Regions from separate parts of the Homo sapiens genome. Here region 2 is linked to region 1. The links are chromatin contacts, found by Hi-C in ENCODE. All regions are on one chromosome and are shown on one strand. Each heading gives the region's core, a stretch centred on a gene start or an enhancer-like site at or near the end of the contact. The rest is flanking DNA. Distances are from core to core; before and after follow the strand shown. Region 1 overlaps CLINT1 (clathrin interactor 1). Region 2 has its middle 270 kb from the start of LINC02227.

Evidence for each region. Hi-C counts contacts between places; a loop is a spot of excess contacts on that map. Pooled maps may share reads with other maps.
Region 2: a pooled map shows a loop between it and region 1 (1.9-fold over the local background). The contact joins two enhancer-like sites. A Hi-C loop is called at or near these places in 2 of 37 single-sample maps with no recorded cell type and 2 of 50 pooled maps.

The regions. Positions count from the first base shown.
Region 1 is chr5:157,819,180-157,822,257 of GRCh38, forward strand. All of the region lies in intron 1 of CLINT1 (clathrin interactor 1), which reads right to left. Among named protein-coding and RNA genes, the nearest start is that of CLINT1, 38 kb to the right of the region's middle. Within about 2 kb of position 1,677, at least 3 of the 41 ENCODE cell types and tissues checked have a DNase peak (open chromatin) inside an H3K27ac peak, as active enhancers do.
Region 2 is chr5:158,675,749-158,678,871 of GRCh38, forward strand. No RefSeq gene overlaps it. Among named protein-coding and RNA genes, the nearest start is that of LINC02227, 270 kb to the left of the region's middle. RefSeq lists an enhancer at 1,614-1,663. Within about 2 kb of position 1,328, at least 3 of the 41 ENCODE cell types and tissues checked have a DNase peak (open chromatin) inside an H3K27ac peak, as active enhancers do.

The DNA of each region.
Region 1 (3,078 bases), core at 427-2,926:
GGGTCAAATTTTAAAGGAACAATTATGCATTTAAGTGTGACTTGCCAAAAAACTGAATCAATCTGGCTTTCAGATTTAAATTCAGAACACTGTTCTACTATGGAAGAAAAGCAAAATCCTATTATTTTCTTTCAAATCTTGGAGAAAGCTGCCTCCTAAGATATCAATTAATGTGACAAAATAAATATAAATTCCTTCCCCAGGACTAAAATAAATCCACAATCTCCACTGCCCACCCCCCCTTAAAAATGTTAAGACCACTAAGGAATACATTTTCGTTAAAATCCAGTAATGCTTCTATTGCAACAGTTTTATGTATAAATGTAGAAGAACAATTTTCCTCCTAATTTTATCAACCATGGAACCAAAATAAAACTAAGGCAGCCAATAACAGATTCACAATTTAAGATGCCACAAAATGATGAATTTCAGAATGCTTTTGTTTATCCTGGTGGCTGAAGAATGCGTGGCTTAGGCAGTTAAAAGTGTCAAAATGCAGCTGTGAAAATGAACAATAGCAATTAGGATTATAATTCACCCAAGCATTTCATTACCAAGAATGCACTTGAAATCTCTTTGCATTGTTTAATTTGTTGGAGAACAAGATGAAAGAAGTTAATCTCCAGTCCATGTACATGAAATATTTTTACCAGAGCCTTCATAAATGCTGTAGATTTCAGAACACTGCTTTCCTTGTTCAAGCGACAAAGGCCCATGGGTCAAATAAGAAAGGTTCTGTTTCCGTAACCCTTCACAAGATTCTTAGCTGAAGGCCTGTGTGAGTGCTGTGTTTAGAGGGAGAGGTGGCAGAGAGCCAATAATCTAAGAATCTCCTCATTTCTTTGGTTGAAAAACAATGGGAGCCATCAGAACATACTTACAATATAGTTATTAAGTATATCCACAGGAGGATATGGCAAACATAAAACAAAAAAATAACAGAACGCTTACACAAAGAAACCAGATCTATTAGAAGTTATTTTCCAGGCCAGGTGCAGTGGCTCCTATCTGTAATCCCCAGCACTTTGGGAGGATGAGGCAGGTGGATTGCTTGAGCCTAGAAGTTCGATACCAGCCTGGCCAACATGGCAAAACTCCATCACTACAAAAAATACAAAAATTTGCTGGGCGTGGTAGCGTGTACCTGTGGTCCCAGCTTCTCAGGACGCTGAGGTGGGAGGACTGCATAAGCCCAGGAGGTTGAGGCTACAGAGAACAAGACCCTGTCTCCCACTCCCCTCCCCCAAAAAAAGCTATTTTCCAATGAAGCTGTTGCTTTCAGAAACTGCAAAGAACCCCCTCAAGATGAGATTTGATGGCATAAAGAATTCCAAGACAAAGTATTTTAAGCTTCAACTAATTCAGAAACAAATGTAAACTAAAAACAACACTGTATGGTTTGGCCTTATTCCAGGTCATTTAAAAATAACTATTTCTAAAAAGGTAGAAATGGCATTTTAATCCTTCCTTTCTCATGTTTTCTACTGCCCTCAATCTATGCCCTACCCATAATTCCAGTGACCTTTTTTAAAAAAGAAAACAATCCCTCCGTGTTAAAAATAAAAATAAAAATTATGTCCAGATTTGAAAGGAAAAAAATGGCTAGTTTAATTCTGAAAACTTCTGACACAAATGTTTTAAGAATATATCACAGACGCTAGAGGGGGCACTCTCAACGGTTTCTTAAACACACACACAACAATCCAGACAAAGGTCTAGAATTTGATCTGCAAACAAAATTACAGAAAAAGACACCGCCCCTCCCCAATAAATTTCATACCATTTAAACTAACACTACAGTCAAACAAGTGACTTACGGACTTTCACCAATCCTAAATTGAGATTCCTAACTTGAAATTTTAAAAAATTATCTCTTTACACTTAGTTGTTGTTTTTTTTAAAGTACCGGCAACCATTATTATGACCTTCTGTTGAAGGCTCAAAGTCTTTGGATACAGGCTTTTCTACTTACATTTCCTTTCATGTAATTATCATTATAACACTTAAAGGTAACCAAGAATACTTTGATAACACCAAAAAAATTTTCTGTATATTATTTTAAACCAGTCTGACAGTAATACCAAAAGAAAACTTGACCCACAAAATATCTAATGATTTTTAACATTTCTGCTGTCACCATCAATAACTACCTTTTATTTCCAGATTTTTATCTGTATTTAATTTCTGCAAACATAAACAGACATGAGATGTAATAATGGAGGGAAAGTAAAAGAAGAAAAATAACTTTAAGAAATGCTGCTGTTTCACAAGAGAACATAAACCAGGAAAAAAAATGTTGCTGTAATTTTTACATTTCTTCACTAGTTTAAATAGTATCTGTAATTTTCAGAACAATCTAATAGTCACCAGAAAGTACAAAATGAGCCCTTCTCACATGTGTTCTATCTAGGCTTACTCAACATATTAACTTTCTCTTTGCTTAAAACAAGAGTCTTGAAAATGAGTGACTTGAAGAGTAGGTTTCTCTGTCCTGATAAAGATAGGTAATTACTAGGATCACACTGTTTAAATGTAACAGTTACAACTACTGGGTAGTTCAGCAGTATAACTGGCTAACAATACCAAATCTTAACGGACTCTAATATTAGGCCAAAAAGAAAGTTAAGAGAGGGAATGAAAGATGGAAGGAATCACCAAAGAATGAAGAATACAAGAATAAAATCCATAGACACAATCATTATTGTTTATGAAACTGTTTGTTGTTTCCAAAGTGCTTTTACTCATTTTCACATTTGCTTCTCAGAACACTCCAGCAACTTCACTCTGCACAACTCAGCAACACTGACTCACTAGATCTTTAGTGCCAACTGCGAGAAGTTACCATCCTCAAGTTTTGCACACATGCTTTGATATGGTTTGGCTGTGTCCCCACCCAAATCTCATCTTGAATTGTACTCTCATAATTCCCACGTGTTGTGGGAGGGACCTGTTGGGAGATAATTTGAATCATGAGGGCGGTTTCCCTCATACTGTTCTAGTGGTAGTGAGTAAGTCTCACAAGATTTGATGGTCTTTTTTTTTTTTTTATACTTTAAGTTCTAGGGTACATGTGCACAA
Region 2 (3,123 bases), core at 78-2,577, 860 kb after region 1:
ACTTCCCAGGTGTTTCTCAGTTCTTGACAGTTTGAGGGATCCCTGCAGCGAGTTGCAGCACCTCTAATTCACTTCATAATGAAGCAGCTTGTTGTGGTGTTTTGTGTCCATTACAATCTTTTATTGCTGGGTGTGCAAGGGCTAAGTTTTCTTTTGACTTTCTTTGTCTACATGGGAGTTTGCAACTGTAACAAAGTAACAAAGGAGTCCCAGCAAGCTTGTCTCAACACGAGCTAAAGAATTAATATGCAATAAAGACTCTGATGTCTGGTGGTACTGGAGTCATTCTCACTAATCTAGGATTCTGGCTATTTCAGAGTCACCATGACTATTACCTATGGATTATCACTCTTCCAAGGCAGAGACAACTGTAATTTCTGGTAAAATTAGATTAAATAATTGCACCTTTTATAGTCCAGAACATGCTTCAAGAGTTTATGAGGCTTCAAGGTCCTTTTTGCCACCATCAATTTTGAGTTTACCACAGATGTACAGAAATTGTCAAGAGAGAGTTTTTACTAGTAGGATATTGAGTGATAGAGATTTGCAATATGCAATTTTTCTAAAGGTATCTGATTCTTTAAAATCACTGGTCCATTTTGTTTGGGGGAAGGGCAATGATTAAGATAGAGCGAAAAGACAGATTTTCTGATTTTTCACAAGAGTATAAACATGATTACAGTTTCAAGGCCTTTGCTTTGCCTTATTGGGTCACGTTCATAAAGGTAGTTATTTTACCTGATAAATTTGGAGGTACTCCTATCTTCTGAAGGTAAAAAACAAACAAACAAAAAAAAACAACGCAGTCATCTTTCTGGAAGAAGAGTACATGTTTAAGGAAATACCTGAGATCCTCTGGAAGAAGCCCACACTGGGCAGCTCTTAAAAGTTAGACCTTAGATGACTTGACTCTTTCTAGAAACTGCACTTTCTCAACCATTGACAGAAACCTGGAGACCACTTCCCCACTCTTTGGGTGCAACTCCAGCAAAGCTCACTGTGCCTGGGTCTCTCAATGGGCATTCTAGGCTATGCTGGCTGTCAGAAATGGCTCGCAGAAAGTGGGGGGCGTGATTAGCTTTAAATGAAGTTCTAAGCCACTGGTACATGAAATGAAACTTTTTTTTTCTCTCTCTCTCTCTTCTTCCCCTTCTTTAACCTGAGCTGCTGATGTAAGTGGCTCTAATTTACTTTCCCCGAGAAAACAAAGCAAAATAAAACAGGGAAAGGCAAAGAAGATCCGTTTGCGAAGTGTAGTGCTTCTGCTCCTGATAAAAGGGAGCCATTTGCTGCTTTCATGGTGTCAGTATTAATTTCCAAGCAGTCAAAGTCACCGCTAATTTATTTACAGAACAATCTCCTTGCCCAGGAGCTGGGCTGGTGAGGCAGTGGTTTCCAGCCTCCAGCTTTGTTTGTTGACAGGCTGATTTCCCACAAGGCCGTTTCCACCTGTGTTTCTGTTGTTTTTAGTACGTGTCTCCCTTTCTTCTCCCCCGCCACCGCCTCCCCAATGGCTGTTGAAGGCCCTTCTCATCTCCGGTCTCTCTCATCCCCTTCCTCCCTCCTGCCCCAAGGACTCCTGGCAGGCCTTTGCAGTCACGCTGCACTTAGAGTCTCTGCCGGTAAAGTCCCAGGGGGCGCTGCATTTCTTTCTTTCTTTTTCTCCCCCCTTTTTTTGTTTCAAGGACAAGATTCAAAAGAGCCTGCTCCACACAGGTTGTAAGGTGCACCTTCAGATCTGTCTTCAAATAGGGGCTGAGCAATTTGAATATTTGTGCTCCTGGAAATCAGTCTGTAAAATCGTCTCCCAACGCCCATTAAATTCTGCAAAATTGCTAAGCTTTGAGAACTTCATGGTGGGGTCCAATCTGGGGCCCTGGCACCTCACTGCCAAAGCACGCATCCCCAAAGATACTTATAATGGAAATGACGGAGTGGCTGATTTGGCCCTAGCTTCTTGCATATCAAAGGCAGGAGGGCGGGAGGGAAGCATCCATAGAGCAGTCAGGATGCACCCCGCATGCCAGGTAATATATTGAGATGTTTAAAGCACACTGCTCGGCATGCACATGTGTCTGTCTCTCTGCTATTTTATACATTATCTGCAGGGCGGCAGGTACAAGGATAAGGCATGCTTTGAAGTCAGTGGCAGTGCCACCTGGGCATGGAGTGGGAAATAGGCATTATATAGCCTTTTTTCATATGACATATTTGCTATCTCCATGAGGAATACTTTGAGACCAGAAAAGAGATCACTGCGGCTATATAACCCACACCAAATCTTGCCACATTGGACCTATGATGTATTTACTGATTTTAAAAATACCAGAGGTATAATCTTGCCCAGAAAATGTGCCTCCACCCTAACTCCTCAGCCTCTTCATAGTATGTACAAATTGTTTTTCTGCATATTTTTTTTAACAAATGTTGTCTGTCTAGATTCAGAGATTTTTATTAGTGTGTTTGTGTTTAAAGGTGCTGGGTTAAAAATACCCCCTCATCGCCAAAGGAAGGCGAAGGGGGACAAAAAAAAAAAAAAAACACAGAGCTTTGTCCACTTGGAATTGGAGGGTAATCTGGAAAATTATAAAGAACTACAAGCCTGGCAAAGAGAATTTTGTTCTTTTCAGTGGTTGAAAAGAAGAGTAAAAAGGGTAAGACATGGCCTGTGGTTTCCATCCATCAGTAATGATACAATTAAACTGAAATAAGTTAACTTGGTTAACAGAATCTACTTTAACTCTCCTCCTGTCCACAGACTCCTACATCTTCTCTCTTCTCCCAGTCTCTGAGGTTTGTTTGCTACCAGGGATGTGGGATTCCCGGAGTCTAAGGATGCAACCATTCTTCAGTTCTTGTTCCTGAGCTCTCTGTGACCAAAAACTCCTATTTATTTTGAAAGCGGAAATAATGTTATTTCATTGCCTGCCTGCGTAACTCCAAGATGCCTGAAACAATTCTGCTCAAACTTCCTACCAACTCACCTTTGGGCTGAGACAAAACAGAGAAAGTTTGGGCCCCAAAGGACAATTTTTCAGAGAAGTTGGGAGCAGGTAGAGGCAAAGCCGAGTGATGAAACTCATCTGACAATTGTCATCTGCCCTCTTTGCATCTCTGGCCTCA